Linked DNA regions of Mus musculus: all the other regions are linked to region 2. A link is a loop called in an ENCODE intact Hi-C map of the cell type or tissue named here. Cell type or tissue: gastrocnemius. All regions are shown on one strand.

The links. Hi-C counts contacts between places; a loop is a spot of excess contacts. Peaks named below come from ENCODE experiments on the same cell type or tissue, not always from the same donor. Only the 100,000 strongest peaks of a DNase experiment are listed, where the experiment ranks them.
Region 1: it touches region 2 in a loop (2.8-fold over the local background); 8 of 42 quality-filtered maps call a loop at or near these places.
Region 3: a loop joins it to region 2, with 2.1 times the contacts of the local background. A loop is called at or near these places in 7 of 42 quality-filtered maps.
Region 4: a loop joins it to region 2, with 4 times the contacts of the local background. A loop is called at or near these places in 22 of 42 quality-filtered maps.
Region 5: a loop joins it to region 2, with 4 times the contacts of the local background. A loop is called at or near these places in 13 of 42 quality-filtered maps.
Region 6: it touches region 2 in a loop (2.8-fold over the local background); 8 of 42 quality-filtered maps call a loop at or near these places.

What each region holds. Positions count from the first base shown.
Region 1 is chr15:57,974,218-57,978,217 of GRCm38, reverse strand. It overlaps n-TMcat16 (a tRNA gene), which reads left to right and starts at 2,163; the gene lies at 2,163-2,235. It overlaps LOC115488500 (a long non-coding RNA gene), which reads left to right and starts at 872. Exons shown (of 3, transcript XR_003951568.1): 1 at 872-995; 2 at 1,502-1,861; 3 at 1,963-4,000. In gastrocnemius, no CTCF peak of the experiment used is centred here; DNase peaks (open chromatin) are centred at 1,121, 1,880, 2,155, 2,435 and 1 more place; H3K4me3 peaks cover 2,338 bases; H3K27ac peaks cover 2,304 bases.
Region 2 is chr15:57,690,777-57,694,776 of GRCm38, reverse strand. It overlaps Zhx2 (zinc fingers and homeoboxes 2), which reads right to left and starts at 110. Exons shown (of 4, transcript NM_199449.2): 1 at 1-110. In gastrocnemius, a CTCF peak has its summit at 1,551; DNase peaks (open chromatin) are centred at 232, 401, 842 and 1,545; H3K4me3 peaks cover 2,315 bases; H3K27ac peaks cover 2,205 bases.
Region 3 is chr15:57,818,351-57,822,350 of GRCm38, reverse strand. Zhx2 (zinc fingers and homeoboxes 2) reads right to left here. Exons shown (of 4, transcript NM_199449.2): 3 at 1-1,319. The coding sequence starts at 1,114. Among named protein-coding and RNA genes, the nearest start is that of Derl1, 72 kb to the left of the region's middle. In gastrocnemius, no CTCF peak of the experiment used is centred here; DNase peaks (open chromatin) are centred at 1,116, 1,359 and 2,276; H3K27ac peaks cover 3,230 bases.
Region 4 is chr15:57,876,208-57,880,207 of GRCm38, reverse strand. Derl1 (Der1-like domain family, member 1) reads left to right here. Exons shown (of 8, transcript NM_024207.4): 3 at 144-208; 4 at 1,133-1,159; 5 at 1,628-1,723; 6 at 2,738-2,790. Among named protein-coding and RNA genes, the nearest start is that of Derl1, 14 kb to the left of the region's middle. In gastrocnemius, a CTCF peak has its summit at 1,812 (motif pointing right); a DNase peak (open chromatin) is centred at 1,827; H3K27ac peaks cover 405 bases.
Region 5 is chr15:58,021,126-58,025,125 of GRCm38, reverse strand. 9130401M01Rik (RIKEN cDNA 9130401M01 gene) reads left to right here. Exons shown (of 6, transcript NM_029418.4): 6 at 2,563-2,856. The coding sequence ends at 2,760. Among named protein-coding and RNA genes, the nearest start is that of 9130401M01Rik, 11 kb to the left of the region's middle. In gastrocnemius, a CTCF peak has its summit at 2,036 (motif pointing right); DNase peaks (open chromatin) are centred at 2,047 and 2,325.
Region 6 is chr15:57,890,550-57,894,549 of GRCm38, reverse strand. It overlaps Derl1 (Der1-like domain family, member 1), which reads left to right and starts at 2,132. Exons shown (of 8, transcript NM_024207.4): 1 at 2,132-2,407. The coding sequence starts at 2,255. In gastrocnemius, a CTCF peak has its summit at 2,334; DNase peaks (open chromatin) are centred at 2,027 and 2,422; H3K4me3 peaks cover 3,057 bases; H3K27ac peaks cover 3,314 bases.

The sequences.
Region 1 (4,000 bases), 280 kb before region 2:
TGCAGGACTTGGTCCTCCCTGGGTCCCCTTATTGGCTGTGGATAGATGGCTGTCTTCCCCCTGCACCCTTCTAGGTGTTCCCTCCGTGTGCACTCGGTCCTCCTTTCTCATAGACACTCCAGGCAGTTATAAAGATCAAGGAAGAGGCACACGCATTACTAGGTGTGATGGCTATTCTTGATTGTTAACTACACCCGGAGTTAACTAAAACCCAAGCGGCTAGTGTGGTGGCTTGAATAGAAATGTCCCCCAAAGACTCATGTGTTTGAATGCTTGGCCCATAGGGAGGTGTGGTCTTGTTGGAGTGGGTGTGGCCTTGTTAGAATAGGTGTGGCTTTGTTAAAGGAACTATGTCACTAGCTGGGAACCTGGAGCACACTGGCCTGCAGCCAGATCAACAGGTTGGAGAGTGTCCCTTCCAGGCAGCTCAACTGGTCTGAGAGTGTCTTTCTCTGCATCACTTCCTTCCTGCTTCTATATGCTGGGGAGAGGGAGGGATGAGGCGAGTCTTGTCAGTTTCAGGAATTTCCTGGGGCCACTGAATTGCTTACTTCCTGAGCTTAAGGAGCTTCTCTGCAGGATGGAGTTCTTACACATCAAATGACGGCTCAATACGTTTAAACATGCAGTATGGACCAGACAAGAATCCAGTTCTGTGTGTTGTGTGTAGAACACACAGTAGTAGAAACCTGTAAACTCATCTATACTGCGGGGCATCCCTTGTGCTGATTGCTTCAGGTTGCTTAGGACAGAGAATAAAAGAGCCACATGTTGGAGGCGGTGGCCAAGAAAGAAGCTGTTTCATTGGGAGAAGGAGTCAGAAAGGAGTTAAGTGGGGAAAGAATTAGCAAGTTTCAGAGGATGTGACCTTTGACCTGACAGTTGAAGGAAGAAATCCAGGTAGCAAAGTCACCTGAGCATAGAGAGGCCAGTCAGGTGGAGGCGGCCTGTGCACAGGTGGCAGTGGGAAAGGCCTGTTCCTGCAGTTCCAGAAGGTACAGCTTGGAACACTTGGTCAGCTATGGGTCTGAGAAATGACACACTCACTTCCAGCCAAGCCTGTAGTCCCGTGGGATGCGGGGCACCATCCACCTTGTATTTTGGACTCTGTGCACACAAAGCCAGAGGTTCATTCTGGGGCCTCCCTGAGGAGTGCACTTGCTGCAGGAACCAGGAAGCTGGGCATGTGTTCACACACCCAAAGGTTCCCTTCTGTCTTTGATAGTGAGTGGGACCCTGTTTTAGTTACAGTTCTCTTGCTGTGAGAAGACACCTTAAGCAAGGCAGCGAATCAAGGAAAGCATTTAACTGGGGGCCTGCTTCCAGTTTCAGATTAGTTTATGACCACCCTGCCTGGGAACATGGTAGCAGGCAGCCTTTAGTAAGAGCGGTAGCTGGGAGCTCACATCTTATCTATAATATAGGGGCAGAGATTGAGAGACTGGGCCTGGTGTGGACCCCTCCTCTAACAAGTCCACACCTTCCAATTTTTCCTAAACAGTACACTAATGGGGACCAAGGATTCAATTATATGAGCCTACGGGGGCCGTTCTCATCCAAACGGCCACAGATCCGCATTTAAAAGAGCCAGAAGCTTTACTGAGCGGCGTGTTTGCTTCTTGAGCAATGCAGCTCAACTGGAGAGTCCCAGCTGCGTGTAGCCTTCCGGACCTGTGCCTCCTTGAGCTCCTGGGGACGTCCGGAGGAAGCCTTGCGACGAGGAGAAGTCGTGGCAGAAAGTGTGAATGCTCGTAAATTATTACCGGAGGATCCTTCTACTACCGGAGGCTCCTTTGGCTCAGTTATGCCGGGTTAGGAGTGACCGTGAGAACCCAGCATCCGGAACGAGGCCAGGAACACAGTAGGTGACCAATAAATGTGTCATACCATTATGCGCGTGTAAACTCTATACTAAAACAAGCTCACAACAGTCTCTCTCTCTTCCATGCTCTCCCTCTCCAGGACGACTTTAGCGAGCAAGCCATTGTGTCTGTTGATGGACACAGGAGAATAAAGACTAGGCGAGTGCTGCGCTGGTCGGCTGGTTTCAGAAGGGCCAGAAATTCAAGTTCTGGAAACGTTAACTAAACTCAAGCCTCTGAGCATGCGCGCTGGGCTCTCCAGCAGAGTCTTGGGATTCTGGCCGGAAGCAGCACATAGGTGCCTCGTTAGCGCAGTAGGTAGCGCGTCAGTCTCATAATCTGAAGGTCGTGAGTTCGATCCTCACACGGGGCACAATACTTTTGGCCGCTCCGGGTCTAATTTCTTGCCAGAAGGAAATTTTACTCTTTCTCCTGGAATGTCTTGCGTTGGCGAGGTGTGGAATGGCTGCCGTGTTCTAAGCGGACCTGGACCTTGAAAACAATCTGGTGATCGATGGGGTCGCGGACTGCCCCGGGGAGGGAGGCGGTCCGTTTCTGCTTGGTTCAGGAAACAGTGTGGTGCGAGGGGCGTGAAGCCGGGAGGGAGGAGGTGGGGACCCGCCCAGGCGCTCGAGGTCTCTAGGGGTCCTGGCCACTCCTGCAGGCAGCAGCCGTGCGACCACAGGTCAGATAGCAAGTCCCGTGGGGCTTGTTGGCTATCGCTCATCCTCCACCTTCCCAGCAGCTACCCTCCCGGGTTACAGCCCTTCTTCAGAGCGTCTTGGGGCAGTGGAGGGTCAGTCATTTTCTGGGGTGTGTTTACTTCAGTGGCTGATTCGGGGGCTCGGAAGACAGGCACAGATGGCCCTCTTCACTCCCTGGGATCCAAACTTCCCTGAAAACTCTCTGGATCACCACCAGCCCCCACTCTGGGTGGTAGTACGCAGTAACGTCAGTTGGTCCTCTATTAATTCCCATCGCGCCTGGCTTTTCTTTTCCTTCGTACACATCATTCCATAGTTTCCTTGGAGGAGGCTTAGAGAACACTTAGCAAGCGAACACGTGGCTCTACCACAAGGTCCTTCCTTAAGGGGACCCTGCCTTCCCTTCAACCATGAGGTTTGGGGTCTGAAATATAGGGATGACCGTAAATGGAACCGGGGCTTCAGGTCAACTGTGTGGCTCAAGTTGGACTCTGGGCCATTGGGTCTGGAGTCTTTCCTCTTACGTACACCGTTTTGTTGTTTTGATTTTTGAGACATGATTTCTCTGTGTAGCCCTGGCTGTCCTGGAACTCTCTCTGTAGACCAGGTTGGTCTCCAACTCACAGAGATCCTCCTGCCTCTACCTCCCGAGTGTTAGGATTAAAGGCATGCGCCACCATTTTAGTAGTCTGCCTGTCTCCTTCCTTAGAGACAAAACAATAACCAAGGAGCCCTAACTGATTGCCTGACTGAACCTTGCTGTCCACCGCTGACCTGGGAATTGAAAAGCCCGTTGGGTCCCTGCTACCACAGACTGCAGTCGTAGGCGTGGCATTTCTTATTGTCTGCCATCAGAGCCACAATGGACATCCTCAGCTTTGCAGACATTTCGCCTTTGCGATGTCTTACTGGAGTCTGGTTTTTGGACTCCAAGCCTGGACTTGGGAGGTGTGTGTGGGGTCATGTCATAAATCTTGGTTTCTGTTCCTGGCTTCCTAAGCTTTGAAGACCTTTATCCACACTAAGGATTCCTAAGATTTTTTTTCCACCCATGACCCCTCCCTTTTTGGCCTGAGAAATTTTACGAGAACCTGGGTTTATAAGTATATAAATACATATACAAATAAAATTTATTGAGAAGAAACCACAAATTTATTTTATTTTTAAGTTGAAAAATAACTTGACTGTGATTGGAGAATCTGAAAGATCGTGGGCTGCTTTTAGTAAGAGTGCTGTGAATGGCCACCAACACACAGCGAACCTGAGGCTTGTCAGCTTAGGTACTCTGAGGGGGGAGTTTTTAAAACCAGTCTTTAACACCAATTCTGGCTATACATATAATTTAACTCTTCTCCAGAGCTGACGGTAATGTGTTGGGTATGGTAGTGTGTGCCTGTCCTCACAGCTCTTGGCAGCTGGGGGCAGGGAAGTTCA
Region 2 (4,000 bases):
ATTTTTTAAAAGAAAAAAAAAAAGAAAAGAAAAAGAAAAAAAAAAGAAAAGAAAAAAGAAAAAAAGGGGGAAAATGCCTCGATCAGTGGGGAATCTACGCCAAAACCCACATGATCTGTAACGTCAGCATGCGTATTTGCATACGATACCACCACCGGAGCTGCCACCCGGGCTCGGGTTCCGCAGAAAGTTACAAAGTGAAATTCAGGCCCCCCCGCAGACTTCGGCAAAATGTCATTTTTAGGAGGGAGTTGCTGGTGGGGGGAGGCTGCCCCTAAAGGCTCAGATGAGTGGTCATCCCGGGTGTTGGGGGGGGGGGAGTGCTTAAAAGTCTGAGTCCAGTAACGGACTCATTGGAATTTTTGCGGGAAGAGGTGGGGGAGGCGCAAGCGAGATCATTGACTATTGAGCACGACCCGGCGCGCTGCCGCGGCCAAACCCTCTCGGTGCAATACCCATTTTCTTTATGAAAAGTTCAAGGTGTCACTGATGAGCTCAACAAACTGTTGATCCTCACCACGTGGAGTGGCGGACCGTGAGACCGCAGGGCGCTAGGGCTTGCCCGGCGCCAGCAACACCCCAGACTCCAGGTCCTTCTGCAGTGCGTGGGGGCAGAACGCGGGTGGGGTCGTCACGCGCCCTGGGCTCTGCTTGAGTTTCGCCCGCCTTCTGGCAAAAGAAAATAACAACATACTTTAAAACTTTTTTCTTTCTTTTTTTTTTTTTTTTAAATCGAGATGCGTTTTACTCCCGGAATAGTAATGAGAGGGCTTGGGAATAGGGCGGGGAAGAAGGCGCCCCACTTACATAACCACTTGAAGTTAGATCACTTTTGCTGGGGATTTCCGCTTGCGCCTGAGCTCAGTCTGGTTAAAGATCTTCAAACTTTTTCCCTCCAAACCCATAAACAAACAAAGACACCCGGGGAGCTGACTCAAACTTGTGTGGCCCGAATTCACAGCGATTCTCAGCTTCGGGAAAATGCACACGCCTGCAGCGCGCACACTGGAGTCCCCCAGAAGCGAGACGGGTCATTTTCGGAGCTGGGACAGCCGCGTTCCCGGCGAGAGGGGTCTCCAAACGAGCCCTCCATCTGCGTGCGTGCGTGTGTGTGTGTGTGTGTGTGTGTGTGTGTGTGTGTGTGTGTGTGGTGTCTGCCCTTTGCAGCCCTGGGAACCGTGAACTAGAGACCCGGCTGCTGTGCTCCGGCGATCACGCAAGGTTAAAATTCTCTAAGGGAGCATCCGAGGGAAGATGACGGACCTAGCAACCTGTCAGCGTTGTGCATTCTTGCTCTCAGAGACCCTTTCCCCCTTCGCAGATTCTGGGGGCGTTTGGGAATTTGTTGGGTGTGAGCGCTCTTGGAGCCCACCGTAGGGGGTGGAGGCTAACTCTGGGACCCAGATTTGACACTAGGAGTTACTGGAGAAAACAGAGGGCTTGGGACTTGAAGACTGCGGAATTGCCTCCCATCCTGCGGATTAGCAGGCGCATCGCATTCCGGCTTCCCAGCCAGCTCTGCTCCGGGGAATTAGAACGAACTCTAGCGGCCGCTTGCGACTCCGCTCGGGGCGCCAGGACAGCAACAGGTGGCTGTGTACTGCGGGGTGGCCAATGGCGATGACTTAGTCTAGAGGAAGACTGGTTTTGGGGGCTGATGGATGGTCACGGCTCTAGGGAGCCTCTGCTGGCATTTTTCTTTCGTATTAGGTTTTTTTTTTTTCTATTTAAGATTAAATCAGCGCGCATGCTAAATTTCTTACTTGCCTTCCAGCTTTAGTTGGGTTATTGCTAACTGAGGGTGGAGGGGTTGCCTCTCTCTTCTCCCTGCCCCCCACTCGTCTTTGTCCGTCTGTCTTTTTCTTCCTAGATAGGTTTAAAAGCCCAGAAAACCGGATTCTGACTGTGGACTGGCTTTAGTGCTTCCTTTCTTACGAGAGACAAAATCCGACGGGGTTCTTAGGAGGATTCCATTCAGATCTTTGTTGGTGACTATAATCCGGATCGTGCCCTGACTTTCTCAGACTCATCTGATACCTATGATCTGAGAGTCTTGTCAACTTTTATCCAACACCAGTATTTGGGGATCTTTAACTGAGTTTGGTGATTTTTTTTGTCAACTCTACACAATCTAGGGTCACCTGGGAAGAGGCAACCTCAATTGAAGAATTCCCTACACAAAATTGGCCTGTGGTGCATATCTATGGGGCATTTTCTTGGTTGATGTGTGAGCAGGAGCAGTCTACTCCGGGTCAGGTGGTATAAGAAAGCAAGCTGAGCAAGCTAGCCCTTATGCCTTGTGCTTCAGTTTCTGCTTCCAGGGCGTGTCTTTAGATCCTGCCTTCCCTTCCCTTGATGATGGACTTTAACCTATAAGCCTAATAGACCCTTTAACCTCTCGATTGCTTTTGGTCATAGCGTTTTACCATCTCAACACCAATAGTAACTAAGACACCCTACTTAAGGGTGTGCCAGAATAGTGAAAGGACAAACAGACAAACAATAAACTTGTCACCAGCTCAACACTTCTCGCCATTTATCTTGTTATGCATGCCCTTCCAGGTCATTCCACCAACACCCCCAGCCCTTTAAAATTAGGTATACTCAGCATGCTGTTTCCATGGAAATTGCCGAAACCTTAAAGAAGCAATTCCTATTTTGAGGCTCCACTTCCTCTTGATGAGCAATCACTTAGGAAGAGTCTCTATAAGAGAGACTTTCCTTGCCACCTGCTTCCAGCTGAGTAACAGGTTGTATATAGATAGCATGGGGAAAGCCAGGGTGAGGGAAGCCAGTGACCCCAGAAGGATCTGTACCTTCAGGGTGCACATCTCCCAGAGATGGGAGGGGTGAGGGCTTCTGTGCTGTAACGTCTTTAAATGGTCCAAAATTTAATAGGCATTGGATTCTCAGTGCCGAAGCAAAAACAGTAAAAGGAGGCTCTTAGAGGTTAAGAGCACACAGAGGATGGGATTTAGTTCTTAGCACTCACACTGGACAGTTCACAGACTGCAGGAAACTATGCCTGTAACTATTATAGGAGATCTGTTCCCCCGGTTTGGCCTCCTTGAGTACCTGTGCGCATGCACACATGTGTGCCTGCGCTCCCCCCCATGTGTGTGTGTGTGCGCGCACACACACACACACACACACACACACATACACACACACACACACTATTTTGATCATATTTATCCCTCGCCACAATCTTCATCACCTGCTGGTTCCCTTCCCAGACCCTATCTGTCTGTCTATCTATCTATCCATCCGTCTATCTATCTATCTATCTATCTATCTATCTATCTATCTATCTATCTATCTATCTAATGTCTGTGTGCTCAGAGTCTGTGTGCCATGACTCTCATATAACTGGTGGCAAGTGTCTTCATCTACTGAGCCATCTTGCCAGCTCCACCTTCTACTTTCATGTTCTTAAAAAAATCTAGATTCTGTATATGAGAAAACATTCACATTTGTCTTTCTGACTCTGGCTCATTTCTCTTAACACATTTTTTTTCCAGGTCTGCTTATTTTTCCTCCAAAAAAGGAAGGACGGAAGGAAGCAAGGAAGGAAGGAAGGAAGGAAGGGAGGGAGGGAGGGAGGGAGGGAGGGGGAGAGAGAGAGAGAGAGAGAGAGAGAGAGAGAGAGAGAGAGAGAGAGAGAGAGAGAAATACAAAACAATTGTCAGACATGCTTCCCATCAGGCACTGCAAAGCAATGTCCCAACATGTCATGCAGTCTGCTGACACCAGTGAGAGAAAAAGAGTCAAAAGGGCAAGCAAAATTCCAGCTTCATGAAAATAAATTTGACTTTGAGGATTTCATGAAAGGCTCTTGAGTGTGTGTGAGTGTGTGTGTGTGTGTGTGTGTGTGTGTGTGTGCGGATTCCAGAGTCTCTGGACCTCATGTTATTTATAAGCTTTGTTGATGGTGTGTGCCCCATCCTCACTGCACAGATGAAGAGGCACAGAGAGCTGTAGTAACTTGCACAGGCAAGTG
Region 3 (4,000 bases), 130 kb before region 2:
CAAGGATCTGGCATGGTAGGGCTGTCTGGAGGATGGGCTGTGACACTTTTGTGGGAGTCAGCTGAGCAGGAAGCACAGTGATAGTCGGGGGTACTGACTGAATCGTGCCGTTAAACATCTTCTTCCGGGCCTCCTCCACCTCCTCTGGGGACCAGCTGATACCGTGCTTTAAACGCTGGGTGGCAAACCAGATTCGGATGTGCTCCTCTGGGTGTTTGGAGGCCGCCGTCAGCCAGGAGAGCTCAGCCTGGGTGGGGTAAGGGAACTTGTTGAAGGAGTTGATCATGGTAGCATTTGTGTCCAGGGCAGAGTTGTATTTGGTAGTATTCAGCGGGACGGGGACCTTGGGGACAAGGTTGATATTTGGTGGCAGCTGTACGGAAGGCATGACATGTCCCAGTGAATCTTGAAGGAGCTCCACGCTACCAAGTCTGGCGAGGATCTCAGCTGTGTCTGTCACCAGGCGGGCGGTCCCTTCCATGTGGTTTTCTGGGGCAGCCTCATCAGGCTTCTTGGGCACTTTCTTGGCATCTGCCTTCAGCTTTCCTGTCTTTGTCATGGGGGTTTTTCCTACCGAGACCCCAGGGTCGTTATCACTACTTCCAGGACCACTGGCAGTGATGGGCACGACGTGGTTGGTGGCTTCGATGGACTGTTCTAGAACCGTCTGATTATTGCGCTTGATTAATTTCAGCTTGAAGTTGGTCTCCCCCGGATGGAACTTGGAGTTGTGGTCAGACAAGGAGTCGTACTTTTTGGTTGTGAAGTTACATTCGGCACATACGTAGAGGGGGTTGAGAATCACGTTAGGATGTTGCATGTCCACGTGTTCTGTGAACTCATTCAGATTTTGCGTGGAATAAGGGCAGTATTTGCACTCATAACCGCCCTGTAGTTTTTTGGACAGGTTCTCCCCCATAGATTTCACCTCAACCACTTCGGTTTCTTTGGACGAATGTTCAGGTTCCGCTGCCCAGCTGTCCTTTGTCACATCGGACTGTGGCATGCCCGCTCCTTTGTCTTTGGCCCTGTCTGCCTCCTCCAGCATATCTTGTTCCAGTACCTGTGATGTCCGAACCATGCAGGGAGTTGTAGATTTCCGTTTGCTTGCCATGCCGTCTGCCTCTGAGCAACAGCTTCTTTCTGGAGTGGGTGGGTGGGTGCAGGACAGTGAGATTCTCAGCTTTTGGCTCTACTCCCTCTCAAATGCCTTTGGCTTCCCTTGGTTGCTGACGTCTTCCGGGTGAGTGTTTCAGAAGGATTTCAGCACAGACAATTGTAACTGTAGCAATCTCTGAGCGAACCAGGCAGCTTCCTATCTGTGGGACAAGAACAGAGCCAGACTCAGCGACTCTTCGCTATGCAAAAGAAACCAGCTTTTTGTTCCCATGACCCACCCCAACTGGCACTAAATCAAGCACACATGTAAACCCCCATGGCAGGCTGGCAGTGGGTTAGAAACTTGAAAGGCAATGTTCTCTTCTTTTCTCTGGGAAGAAAGTGGAACCAGGCAAGCAAACAAGCTTGGGGTCTCCATGCTCAGAGACACAAAGTTACGGGAGAGAATAAAGAGCCTAGGCTCTTCAGAAGTGCAGAGTGGGCTGTGCAGAATAAGCAAGGTGTTGCAAGTTGCTTTTTTATCTGTGCAACATCAGAGGCAAGACACCTAACTGGGGCCTGCAGATGGGTTTCCATGGCATTACAACGCTGTAAGAGAGCCTGGTGTGGAGACACCTGCCTGTGAGGCACATACTCAGATGGCTGAGGCACTAAGATCGTGGGTGTCATTTCAAGGCTAGCCTGAGTTAAATAGTGAGATTCGGTCCCAAAACACAACCATCAAAAAAAAAAAAAAAAAACAAAAAACAAAAAAAAAACAAAAAAAAAAAAACAAAAAACAAACAAACAAACAAAAACCCAAACAAAACCCAGTAAAAATGAAAATAGATGCAGACACGTTGCTTCATATCATAAAAACACAAGTATAGAAAATGTAGGGCCTGTGTAAAGGATAATATAAACCACAAATCCAAGCTCAGTCCTTTCCTTCTTTCTCTCAAATCGTACCCCATTTTCACTTAAAGGGGCAGCATAGTATTGCACTATAGGGACGTGACACTGTTTTGTATGTTTGTGAGTCCAGGGTGGCCTTGCCCTCCCCAGCACAGCCTAGGATGGCCGTGAAGTCTGGCTTCTCTTGCTGTAGTCTCCTGAGTGCTGGGATCTCGGGCCTGTGCTCTCATGGTTGGCTCAGTTTGGGCTGTCATAAACTGCCTTTGGACACAGGCCTGGAAACAGTTCTCCTGACTCACGTGACTGCATTTTTGCCTCAGATGGCCTTTTCCTCTGGCCATGCCTGAGAGGCTCTGACTCCCCAGCTCAGCTTCCATGAAGCACTACCACCAAAGGGCCTTGACAATGAGATACGGAAAATTGTTTCAAGACGAATCTGTGATTTAGAACAACAACAACAACAACAACAAAAAGGTTTATTTTACTCCTATGTGCGTGCTTGTGTGTGGATCCCTGCAGGAGTCAGAAGAGGCCGTCGGATCTCCTGGAGCTGCAGGCAGTTGTGAGCCACCTAATGTGGGTGCTGAGAACCAAACTCTGCTCCTGTAGGATAGCCCCTCGTGCTCTTAATTGCTGAGCCATCTTGCTAGCCCCTATACTTTAAAAACACAAAACAACCCCCCACCTGTGTGTGTGTGTGTGTGTGTAGGTGTGTAACTGCTATTGCATGTGTACAGTAATCAGAGGACAAACTCAGGAAGTTAGCCCTTGGCTTCTACTTGCTTGAGACAAGGTCTTTTTTCTGCGCACTGGTCTGTGTGACAGGCTAGCTCACGGAGAATTTCTGAGGATTCTCCTGTCTCTGTCTTCTACATTACCGTGGGAGTACTGAGATCATAGACAGGTACTACTATGTGTGGCCTTATGTGGGCTCTGGGGATCTGAATGCAGCAAGGGCTTTACCCACCGACGAGCCACCCCCCTCACCTACTCCCATGGGTTTGACTGCTGCAAAAGCTGCATTGTTTTCAAAGGCTTCCTGGCCATTTATTCTCTCTCTCTCTCTCTCTCTCTCTCTCTCTCTCTCTCTCTCTCTCTTTCTCTCTCTCTGTGAACGGCCTTGTTTTTTAATGTCACTCCCTTACTATGGTGCTCAGTGGCTTTATGACTAATTTGTACAAGTTACACCCCTGCTGCAAAATTTAAGTCTGCCTTTCAGCTGTTATGAGGGTATTTTTATAAGTCTAACATATAGAAATCTTAAGTTTTAGATAACAAATTAATCATTTTTTTCCTTTTGTGGCTTCTTTCATTATGGTTTAATATTTGGAAATCCTGTTGCTTGTTTGTTTGTTTTTAGATGATGTGTTAATCCATGCTTCCTCTTTTTACATGCTGACCATTCACTTAAATCATATTGACTAATTGCTAATAAGGAATCTACGGTTTCTTCAGAGCCTTTTGCTTAATTTTGTTTGTTTGTTTGCTTTTGTTTTGTAGGATAGGGCCTTGCTATTAAGCCATGGCTACTTGCTATGTACAGCTCAGGCCTACCTCAAACTCCCAGCAGGCTTCCAGCCCCAGCTTGCTAAATGCTGGCGTTATAGGTGTCCTGCTACCAACTCCTGCCAACTGAATGGTTTTTGTTTTACATTTGAGTCACCAGTACTGAATTTATCTTGAGTTAAGTATAACACACTCAAGTTAAGTACAACCACTTTTCCTTGAGCAATTGTGGGTTATCTCAGCAGCCTGTGTTATGTAGGGTGTACGAAACACCTTCACCACATACTACATTTTACATTTACTACAGCTTGTTCCTAGGTGCCCAGTCCACATCTGGTCTAGCTTCTGGGGCTTACTATTAATTTATTTTTTAAATATTTGGAGTGCATGTTAACATCATGGTGGTTCCTCTTTGCTCCTCCCTGCCCCTTCCCCCCAACCCTTTCTTGGATATTTTGATTATTCTCATAAAGCAGAATCA
Region 4 (4,000 bases), 190 kb before region 2:
TCCTATGTCCCAAAGGTCACACTTTTTGTTTTAAAGAAGTGATGTTAAATGTCTTCAGTATTATTTTTAAAGTATTTTTCTCTGTAGAGGCTACTTTGTTCCCCAGTTCTAAAGCCTGATGTTTGCCTTGTGTTTGTTTCCAGGAGCTTTTGACGGGAGGCCAGCAGACTATTTATTCATGCTTCTCTTTAACTGGATCTGCATCGTTGTATCCTTCAGGGCTGCTCAGGCCATAATGAACTCCCTACTTCCCTTTTAAGGTTTTGGGAAATAGTATTCTAAAAACGATTTAAATCAGTTTTGATACCTTTTAAAAACTATAGTTAATAATGAGAATATCAGGTTCTGTCTTTGAAGCCAGGGTAAATCCCATGTTTTGGAGATGCCTTCTCTCACTGGAGTCTCTGGGATTTTTATCCATATTCAGTGGAATTTTATTGCTGTCTCCTTGAGCCCAGTTCTCTGTGTTCCCTGGGATGACAGTTTGTTGACTGAAGCACAGATATTCCATGCCAGCCACAAGACAGCTTTCTGGTTCTTTCCAGAAATTAATTTACAGCCAGCATCATTTCATGACTTCGTTGCTGTCCATCTTTTGGTCCTAAATAACAATCTAGTCCATAAAGCACCCCCCTCTGGGCATGGTCTATCTCTGTGTGAGGCACTATTGATAAGCAAACAGTTGGACCTGACGACTGTTTAAAGTTGATCAAGAGCCAGAAACATAAAGGCCTGGAATACTCCCTCTCCTTTAAGAGAATGGAGAAAAAAAAAAAAAAAAAAAAAAGCTGTCCCTGAGTGTAAGCATTTGTTTCAAATGCACAGATCTGTCTATCCTGTAGTTGAATGCTAAATAGTAAAATAGTAGTAGGGTGTAGAAGAAGATACCAGGTGAGCAGGTCATGGTGAGGCTGTTCATTTCCATGTCTCCTGCTCTACTGACTGTACTGGCGAGTGGATATTTCTGCAGTGATCAGAACTTTTGTGTGTTCCTATATCTTGAGTAATCTGATAGTTAGAAAGTGTTTTCCTTTGGAACAGTGTAGTGACGTTCACTGGAGAGAAATGAGCAGCTCAGCCTTGGTATCTATAGAATACTTTCTGCATATGATCCTTGACTTTACAAACCAAGATTACTGGCTTAGCAATGGATATGCAGGTAAGACTTTCAACTATTTGCCCTTCTGTATGTTTCAGAAGTTGGGATTACATTGAATGCATAGAATGAGAACTGATTATACTGTTAGCTAAGCCTTTGAGGCTCTTGTAGGCATATCTAACCATTGGCTTCCTTGTTCATTTCTGGCTTATGCTTGAATGCTCAGAGTAATGGTTATGCAGTATTTCCTGGGTGTGTGTGGGGTTATGTATTCATTGAAAATAGATTAGATAGTTAAGGAAAATATTTTTTTCCTTCAAATAACAGCTTGAACTGATGTTTCTGAGTTCATGTATTGATCATAGATTTTTATGGCATTCATTGTATGATAAATAATGCGGTTAGTTTGTGATTGTGACATTAGGGTTTCCTGTGCAGTTTGGGAGGTGGGCAGGATAGGCAGGCAGTCACATTAAGCCTTGTTTCGTGCCTGTGGCGCTGAGCTTCCTGTCCTGACTTCCTTTGCAGCTGCTGATGATCCCTCTGATCATGTCAGTGCTCTACGTCTGGGCCCAGCTGAACAGAGACCTGATCGTGTCGTTCTGGTTCGGAACGCGATTTAAGGTAGTTTACCTCTGAGGAATATATAGCTCAGTGGAACTTAGTCTGTGGTAATCTTGCCTGAGCTCAGATGTGTACCTTCTGACACTTCCAGAAGGGGTCGCTGCAGAGTAGTGTACCACAGGCAGGCGTCTGCCTCCCCCTCCTCAGTCCTGCTCCTAGCATCCCAGCATCCCTTGCTGTTGTTACTTCCAAACCCTCTAAGCCTCTTCAGGGATATGCCCCTCAGTGATCGTGTGTGTGTGTGTGTGTGTGTGTGTGTGTGTGTGTGTGTGTGTGTGTGTGTGTGTGTGTGTGTGTGGAGAGAGAGAGGGGTCGAGCACACAAGAGGGATTACAAGAGAGACAACATGCAGAAACCCGCGATTTCTAATCTTTTTGTCACTCCTGCACTTCCTATTAGGTGCCACATACTGTACCTAGAATAGCACCCCCTATGTTCCTGGAGTTTGCTGTTTTCTACCTGTAACGACGACCTGTAATTATAGAACTGAATGTTGCTTGAGCTCCTGGCTGGAGTTAGACTTGTCTAGTCTGCGGGCTACTACTTACCCCAGTTAGACTCATAACTATTTTTAAGCTCCCTTTTACTAGTTTCTGAAGTTCCATTGAAGTTCACTCAGCTTAAGTTTGGTCTAGGGTGTCAGATCTGGAACCCTAATATCTTGTTGGGAGACTGTTAGTTCAGGACATTCACACACAATGTTAGATAAAAATTCAAGTTAATTACTTATAACAATCGCTTTTGAAGTCTTCCAGTGGTTCTGTTTGGGGTGTTTTTACTGTCATCCATAAGATACTTGTTAGTTTCCTTGTGAATATTAACTTAGTAGGACAAATAAGTTTAGTTTTAGATAGGAAGATGTAAGTGCAGTAGGGCCGGCCTTAGATTTGAGAAATTTTGTAGTGACCTAGTGATTTCTGTAAAGCCCTGGTCACTACTTTCTCCCCATTTTCAGTTCCCCAGGTGCCATGTGTTTTCAGACTCGGCTGTTCACATCTGTGTCCTCTTTCCTAGGCCTGTTACTTACCTTGGGTTATCCTTGGATTCAACTATATCATTGGAGGCTCGTAAGTAATGTTAGATTTATTTATCTGGAGACTAATCCTTGGGAAACTTGATTCATTTTTATTTTCCTTTCTTAGGCTTTTAAAGACTTTAAAGACTGAGTGTTGATATGTTAGAACCTTAGAGAGAAAGGTGTTTGGATATAATTGGTTGCACTACAGGATGTAAGCACCTTTGACATTGGATGGCTATCATTTTGTTAGCTTGTCACTAGACACATTGTGTTTCTAGACCTATTTGTTTGAATAAATATATGCCTGTCTGGATTCAGTATCCATACTGGGCAAATACAGAACTTACTTGCCTTGGTTTGTCTTCGGATCTTATCTGGAAGATTACTGCTTGTTTTCAGACACTCCCAGAATGCCTTGGAAATGGCTACTGCCATAGAAATGGAGATTTCTAGATGAGAAGTACCTCTGTACATGGTTTGATGGTGTAGAACTTTGTTAGGCAGGGTCAAATTTCTCCTCCGTTGGTCTGGAGTTGGTACTGAGATGTAGGAAACCCTTTCATGTTTCCAGTCTTAAGTTTAGAGAGGGACCTTTTAGAAGGAGCTGTCTGGGGAGACCACACAGTGGTTAAGAGCAGAGATTGCTCTTGCAGAGGATCTAAGTTTGGTTCCCAGCACGCATGGTGGGCAGCGCACAACTGCCTGTAACCTTAGCTCCAGGGGTCTCTGATATCTCCAGCCCCTCTGTGCTTGTGCCCATGCTGTGTATACACATAGGCATGCACAACAGTTACAGATATGTATTTTAAATCTTTAAGAATGAGAAGAGCCTTCCTCTGCATGATAGGTGGCACACACCTTTAATTGCAGCACTTGGGAAGCAGAGGCAGGTGGGCCAGCCAGGGTTACATAGCTAAACCCTATCTCGAATAAACCAAACCCAAAACAAAACCCAAGGTAGAGATTTTAAGAGCTCTCATTTCTTTCTTACCAATTTTTCAAGAGTTAGTAGATTGCAAAAGTCCTAACCCTTCTTAGAGCCTGATGTATTGGAGCTAGATGGTCCTTACTACTCCTGTGTATTTCCAGAGAGAAGTGAGTGGCCTGAAGAGAAGGACATTGTAGAGCTTAGCACCTTTTGACATTGGTCAGCCTCTCTCGGCTCCCCTACTACTCGGGCAGAGTGTGGGAAGTTGCAGGTGTTCGTTTGCTCCGGCAAGAATCACGTGGGTAAAGATGGAAGAAGGATATGTAAATAG
Region 5 (4,000 bases), 330 kb before region 2:
CTCCGTCATTCACTTGCTGTATCCCTGCTTTCTGATTCTCATGCCTGCCCACATGAGCATCCTAAGTAACATGCCCACCATATTTCCACATTGTTTCAATGTGGAATTCACTGGGTAATAAGTCTTTCGCTGGAGATTTGAGCCCAGGACCTGTACATGCTAGGCAATCAGTATTCCACCGAGCTAGCCATGGTGCTGGACTTGACACTAATGGGTGAGTGTCCGCAGTTGAGCAGGACTTTATGTAGCTTCCCTCCTCCTCTCCTAACAGCAGTGATGGGGAAGACAGGTAGGGCTGGAGGAGGCCTAGAGAGGATGCAGCTGCCTGAGGTTAGGGCCAGAGGCAGCATAGGCCAGCCATGAGAAGTGTCCTCTCGCTCCATCCACCCTGTCACCTTGATGTCTACAGAGAGGTGCAGATGCCATTTTTAAGCCTCTGCCAGCCCTTTCTGTCGCTGGCTTTCTGTGAAGATCACGGCTGAGGATAGCAGTGGGAGACTGTGTGCTTCAGCTCTTCTGCTCCCAGTACAATGACCTCTGTGGCCTCCAGAGAAGTTAGAGCTGTAGATTGCAATTCAATTCAATATTCAACATTGCAATTCAATATTTAATCTTAGGTTTGTGCATGCTAAAATCAGATGTGTGCCGTGTCAGTGAGCTCCATTGCTAATCCAGTGTATGGACCGTGGTGTTCTCCTCCCGTGATACTTTACATGTGTCCCATGTTCAGGGATCCCCAACACCCCCTTTCAATGTGTGGGTAAATGCACGTGTGTGGAGGTGAGGGAGAGGCCAGGTCCCCCGTTGACTTTGCGTTTGCTGTGTAGGCCCTGCTCAGGAGCTTCCAGGGACCCACCTGTCTCTGCCTCCCATCTGTTTTCACAGGGATTGCAGGGGCTTACCTCCATGCATGCTTTTTCACGGGTTCCCAGGATCAAAAGCAGTCCTCAGGCACATAAGGCGGGTGTTTTACTGTCTGACAATCCCTCGGCCACCGCTTCTCACTGTTTTGCCCTGGCCGGCCTCAGAGTGGAAGCTCAGCTTCCCAAGGAACTGCCTTTAAGATAATGACTTCTAGTGTTTTAGACTAGGCTTGCTTTCATATACCTTTACTATCAGCACGTGATAGGCAGAGGCAGGTGGATCTCTGTGAGTTCAAGACCAACCTGGTCTACATAGTGAGTTTGAAGCCAGCCAGAATGACATAGATGCCTCTAAATAAGTAAAAACCCGAGAAGCCAGCCTTTGTGAGTCATGTCATTATGATGCTGCTGAAAGAAGACGTCACGCTGTTGACATGTGACATATCAGGTCACGACTTTAGAGACACTGAGTGCAGCAGTGAAGCCCCCAGAGCTGATGAATTAGTAAGGTTTAATAAGAAGCGCAGCATCTTGGTGACTGTGTGATGTGGGGCTGTGGAGGTGGCTCGGTGGGAAAAGCTCTTAGCTGCAAGCACAAGCCCCAGGACCTGAGTTCTAATCCCCAGCCTCCACATAGAAGCCAGGCATGGTTGCAGATACCTGGAACCCTAGCACTGGGACAGAGAAGGTGGGTCCTGTGCGCTTGCTGGCTGGCCAGCCTAACTGAACAGCCAGTTTAAGGCTCAGCAAGAAACCATCTCAAGGAAATCAGGCAGAGGGTGACTCAAGAATTCCTCCTTTGGATTTGGTATACACAAGCAAGGGTGCATATGCCACACACAAGCACACACCACACATGTGTGCACACACACTAAGCCTGTAGTCTGTGAAGAGCCATTCTTTGGTTGTACTTGTAGTTTTCATGGCCACATTAGATGTAGGAGGAGCCATAAATTAGTGTCTTGAGTGCCTTGTCCAGCATTCTTGCTGGCTGATGTGTAAGTTCTCACGCTTTGAAAGCTTGTTAGGACCTCCTTCTCCTCGCTGCTGCTACTCATTACCAAAGGACCACTTACTGAGCTTACAGAAAGGCTTCTTGGAACTTAAGTTTGAATTGTCTCATCGATCCTGGGATTGAGTCTGTGTGACTGCAGTTGCAACTATGACCAGGAGGGGGCAGTATTGTGCCTCTAGGGGGATGTGCTATGGCCCTGAGAGACCCTTGGCTGTGTAGGGTTGGTGTTTTTTTCAGGTCTGAAAGAGGTTGACATAGCAACCTGTTGCTTGGATCTTCACTGTCTTCAACTTCCTTGGGGGAACCTGGGCAATATGGATTCGTGTCTCACATCATACCTGTCTGAGCTCTGCCCCTACCTTTCAGCCCCAGCCTCTCACCTGGAGGGAGGAGCCCACAGCTACACTGTCAGACTCAGAACAGTCTTTGGCACAGAAAGGTTGATTCAGTGCTCCCCGGAGCCCAGGCGGAACAGCTGCCATCTTAGGACTCAGGATTCTCGGAGAATGAGAACGGAAACAAGGCGGGTGGCATCCCTGACACTGGGACCAGGGCCCCTCCTGTGGTGCAGCGCCTCCCTCAGGGCTTCAGTGTGAAAGGCCGTTCAGCTGGTAAATGATCTCTGTTTTCTGCCTCTGTGACTGGGATAATGCTTTGTTTTTTCCTCTCCTCGTGCTGATACAGGCTATGGGGGAAGACATTGTCCCAGAAAAGATAAAAGAGGAGCTTCATTCGGAGGTGAAGTGTGTGGGCCCCGGAGCCCTGACTGCCATGGTGGTTGCGTCCTCCAAAGAGTTTGAAGACAAGTGGTTCAGAAAGATCAAAGACCATTTCTGTCCCTTGGGAAATCAGTTCCACGTGGAGGTTGAGATCATCGCTTAGGAAACCAATCCCGAACCTGAATATCCTTGTTTACTTAGATCTGTGCAATCATGGAAAGCTCAAATAAAGAGGATTCTTTATATTGTTTATACAAAACTCTCTCCCAGGTAATTTCAGCTGCTCTCAGCTTTGTTGTTTGTTTGTTTGTTTTGTGTCCTTGACGCCCTCAGTGCTGTCTTTGTAGGCCTCTGCCAAGTTCGCAGGCACCTGTTGGGAATGTAAATGCAGAGGCTGTGCTAGGTTTTGCTGTTGCTGCTGCTGACATAGCAGCTTTAAGGGTTGATGGAGACTGATGGTTTCAAAGAGCAAGGCTCAGTCTCCGTGGCCAGGAAGCAGAGGGAGACAGAGAAGGGTCTGAAACAATGCCGCCCTCAAGGACATGCCCGAAGTGACCTGCTTCCAGCTAGACCATCACCTAACATTCCCACTCTCTCCGTGTAGTACCCACCAGCCGGGCACCAGGACTTCAACAGTCTTAGATAGTCAACAGGGAGGATATCTTCTATTCAAGCCTTAGCAAAAGACTTTTTAAAATTGTTTGGGTCCATTGAAAACAGTTACTATGTTGCAAGAAGCAATTGCTCAAGTGTATCCGTTAGGAATGACCAAAGAATGCTGGCATGTTAAGAGTACATAGGCTGAGTCAGGAACTGCAAACAGGTGTTAGCCTACTTGCAGGCTTCCTGGATGCTGGCAGAAGATGGGACACTCCTGAGTCAGAGACCGGATTCCTACCCTACAGGACCAGCAAGCCAGATGAGCCTGAGAGTATCCGCGCTGGCTGCTTTTGTTTCCAGGTCCTAAGGAGGCTGGCTGTACATGTGGGCACACACGGATGCATCCTGTCCCACGGAATGTGCAACACTGCCTCCTGTAGCTTACACATGCCAACTTGCCCTACAGGGTTTAGGAAGCCCAGGCTGCTGGAATGATGTGTGTGCCTGCCTCTTGGACTCCTGTTCTTGCTATGCAGACATCCTGAAAGATGTCTGGAACAAGCATTTGCTCAAAAGACGCAGGAGCCAGGGACAACCCAGATCTCTGTCTCCTTTAGCCACATAGACCACAGTCCCTAACATCTTCTGCATGTACAAAGGGCCATTTTCTTACTCAAGGAATTACCCAGGACAGAATTACTCTTTGTAGTGGAAGGAATAAGGTGAGCCTCACCTTGTGTTGTTGCTTACTTAGACTTTCATGGAGAGATGACTCCAGCCCTTGACAACGGGTGCAGCCCCCA
Region 6 (4,000 bases), 200 kb before region 2:
TGGGACAGGCTCTCAGCTTGAGTCACTAGGCCCCGCCTGTCAGCATTAGGGAGCCTACAATATGGAGCTTCAGCTCTAGCCAGCCTTGTGACTTTGACTGTTGGCATCTCTCCAATTTTTTTCTAATTTCAGGGTTTTTTTTTTAAATAGAAATAATAGGAAATGGGCTTTTATTTTTATTTATTTATTTTTAAATCAAGCCAGGTATGATGGCGCACTGCCTTTAATCTCAGCCCTTGGGAGGCAGAGGTAGGCAGACCTTTTGTGAGTTTGTGGCCAGTCTGATCTACAGAACAAGTTCCAGAATAGTAAAGACTACACAGAAAAGCCTCATCTCAAAAAAGGTGTAAAAATGATTTCTATGTATATGAGTGTCTTGCCTGCATGCATGCATGCACATGGTGTATGCATGTACCTGGTGCCTACAGAACTGAGGTAAGGTCAGATCCCTTGGAACCAGAGTTATGGGTGACTGTGAACCACCATGTGGGTGCTAGGAAGAGAACCCAGGTCCTCTGCAGCGCAGAAAGTGCTCTTAACTGCTGAGCCATCTCCCCAGCCTCCTCCTCCTCCTCCTCCTCCTCCTCCTCCTCCTCTTCTTCTTCTTCTTCTTCTTCTTCTTCTTCTTCTTCTTCTTCTTCTTTCCTTCTGCTTTTTTGACAGAATCTTGCTATGCAGTTTGGGATGTCCTGAAACTCTTGCTCTCAAGCTTTCTGAGTGTGGGGTTGCCTGTTCCCCCACATCTACCTTGGACTCCTTCCTAGGCTTTTATGTGGATGTCTCATTTTGAGGTGCATTCCCATGTGAGCCATCTCTACCGTCCAGTTACCAGGTCCTTCTAAAGGCAAGGACCCCAAAGAGAGATGAAGTGACTTTCACAACATTAGGTACTGCTAAGAAGTGGTTTGTCACAGTATAAACGCCAGTGTTTCTAGAGTGTTTGAAATAATGGAGCACTGGAAAGTATGTGGAAATGCACATGGACCTCGTCTTTGCCTGGAGGATGTGAGTCACGTGGGCCACTTGGACCTAAGATTTTCAATTCCTTTACAACGTTAAATAATTTTTTTTTCCAGAGCCCAAATTTCACATTTTTTAAGTTTGAGGAATTTTTTTTTCCCGATCTGAGAACACCGAGTCTGTTTCTTTTCTTATTGTCCAGACCTGATGGTAATTATGTTACACCTCAGCTCTGTGTTTACAACGCACTGCCTCTTCCAGTTTGGCCGACAGTTCCTCTCCCTCCACCATCCAATAATGATGATTTTGGATTTTGTTTAGAGAAATGGGTCCAGGGTTCTTTGGTGAGCAATCTCTTTGATTGCAGTAAGTTCAGATACTTAGTTTACTACAGGTCAGTTTACACCTATGTTCTTTACGGAAAGTTTTACTGATCCTAAACCATATTTTCAAAAAAACAAAACCAAACCAAAACAACAACAACAAAAACCAGCAACTGAATAAAAGTTCTAGTGAAATCGGTATCTTTCCACCATTTGTTTAAAACAACCATCTTCATTTCTAATTTAAAGCCCCCCAATGAACCAGATCATGTCCAATTATAAATGCGGTCTCAAATGCGTCTCAAGATTTCCCAGTCCTCCGCTGCCACTCTAGCCCCCCCATCATCCTAATCTTTTCCCGTATCCTCTGAAATTCTTCTTCATAACTCATTTGCTTTTCTGTCTACCCTGAGACTGCAAAGTTCAGGTACCGCTACCGTGCTCACAGCCGCAGCTGCATCCCCAGTGTCTAAAAATTTGCCTGAAGCTGTGACTAAATGAGGAACTATATGCGCTATCTCTTCCTTTCCCTTTAAATAAATACTCTTCAAGAGGCACTACTCCGATTACAACTCCGGGGAGAACTAGGGCATGTAGCTTCCCCATTGGTTTGCAAGACTGGCCGTTGCTCTGGGTAACCACTGTTTCCTACTAGCCTTGCCGTCGTCGCCCCGCCTCTCCTGCTTGGCCCCACCCCAGGACGTCGAGTCCCGGTACTGAGCTGCAAAAACGGCACTGGCCCTTTAAGCCGCCGGGACACTTCTGGTCACGTGGACCGCGGCCACCGGAAGGGGAAGTTTCTCTTGTGATCGCTGCCTAGCTTGTCCGAATTCGGTGGCGCCACGTCCGTCGGTCTCCGCCTCCTGCACAGCGGCTGCGCCTCCACTTTCCCTGGCCAAGCCGGCCGCGGAGCGCGGGGTGGGCACGGGAGGACGCGCGGCGCTGCGCAGCCGGTCACCTGACGGGCGACCATGTCGGACATCGGGGACTGGTTCAGGAGCATCCCGGCCATCACGCGCTACTGGTTTGCTGCCACCGTTGCTGTCCCCTTGATCGGCAAGCTCGGCATCATCAGCCCGGCCTACTTCTTCCTCTGGCCCGAAGCCTTCCTCTATCGCTTCCAGGTAGTAGCTGGCGTAGGGCGGTGGAGACTACAGCCCCCAGGTGTCCCCGCGGCTACGGAACGGGTTCGCCGGGCTGCGGGGCGCGCTGGGGCTGGTGGGATCTGTAGTGCGTCCGCCTCCAGGGGTTTAAGGCTGGGGTCCTTTGGGTCCCGGGAGGTCCTGGGGTCGAGTGTTAAGGCTTAGATAATTTAGAGTCGCGGACTGGCCTGCTAGGACGTGACTCACAATACCTGTCTGGCAAGATTGTACTTCCCGCCTTCCGCACTCTGAAGTGAGAGGTAAGTTGCCATTCTGTTGGCAAATTGGGCCCACCTACCTGAATGTCTTCCTCCCTCCTTCTATCTATGTCGTGGGTGGCGATGCCATCTTAATCAGTGGTGTCTACTTGACATAATTCTGCGTGGGTTGTTAGCGTGTTTACAGTTTCTCTCTCCTCCCTAAAGCAGTGGTGTAAAGGCAGATATTAATAAGAATTAATTTATCTGTATTTCCTACGGGCCCTATCCGATCACCTGGCATATAGCCGTTAAATGTTACCAGTGAATGAATAAACTACTCAGGAAACGGGAGATACTAATTTTCTTAAGCATTAAGGATATTAGTCAAGATTATCATTCTAAGCCAAAGAATGTTAGTTTCCTAGAGGTTATTTTTATTGATTCTGTGATATAAAAATTTAATCAGGGGACGCTCAGATTATATTAGATCTGGATTTCCACACATTCCTTAGCCTTCTCTTTCTACTTTCCACTGGATGTTATTTTCTCGTCTCCTTTGCTGATTTCTCATTTTCCTCACCCAGATGTTGGGATATGCTCTTGGAGTCCGTTATAGGATCCTCTGTAGTCCATCCCTTGGACTTAGATCTTTATCATACAAGGGGCATAAACACATGAATGGGAGACTGTCGGATATGTGAGTATCTTTATTGTAGTGGTGGAAATCACCACCTGGTGACCAGTAGACATATAATCAAATCTCCCTTTCATCTTTGCAAATAGCAACTGTGTTTGCTAGGGGGGTTTAGCAGTCATAGAGACATCCCTGAGTTCTTTTTTTGGGTTTCCTGTTTAGTGCTGGGACTCAAACCCAGAGCATAGCACGTGCTAGCTGAGTGCTCTGCCATCGAGATGCACATCTTGTATGGCCTCTTGACTTCTTTTCCCCACCCCAGAATCTGTCAGCTTAGACAGCTGATTCTGCCTCAGCTGTCTATTCGGAATCCAGGCCTTTCTCCATCGAAAGCTGTTAGCATGCCGGCTTTGCTCTTTCTGTTCTTGCTGAGCAGCCGGGGCAATCGTGTGAGAACAGAAATCATGTCCTGTCAGTCTCCTGAGACTCCTCCCATATCTGTGAACTGGGATGGGTAAAGTCCGTGCCAGGGCTTGCTGTTGCAGTACCTAAGTTGACCCCAGGACCTTTGCACATGTTATTTCTCTCCCTGAAAAAGGTAGTCATGGCTCATTCACTTTCATGTGTGTCTTTCAGGTCTCTGCCCAAATGCCATTTTCCCTTGTAGGCCTTCTCTGATTGCTGTCCATCAGAGTGTTCCTCCTTCACTGTTCCCTTCCCTTCCCTTTTTCTTGCGACATG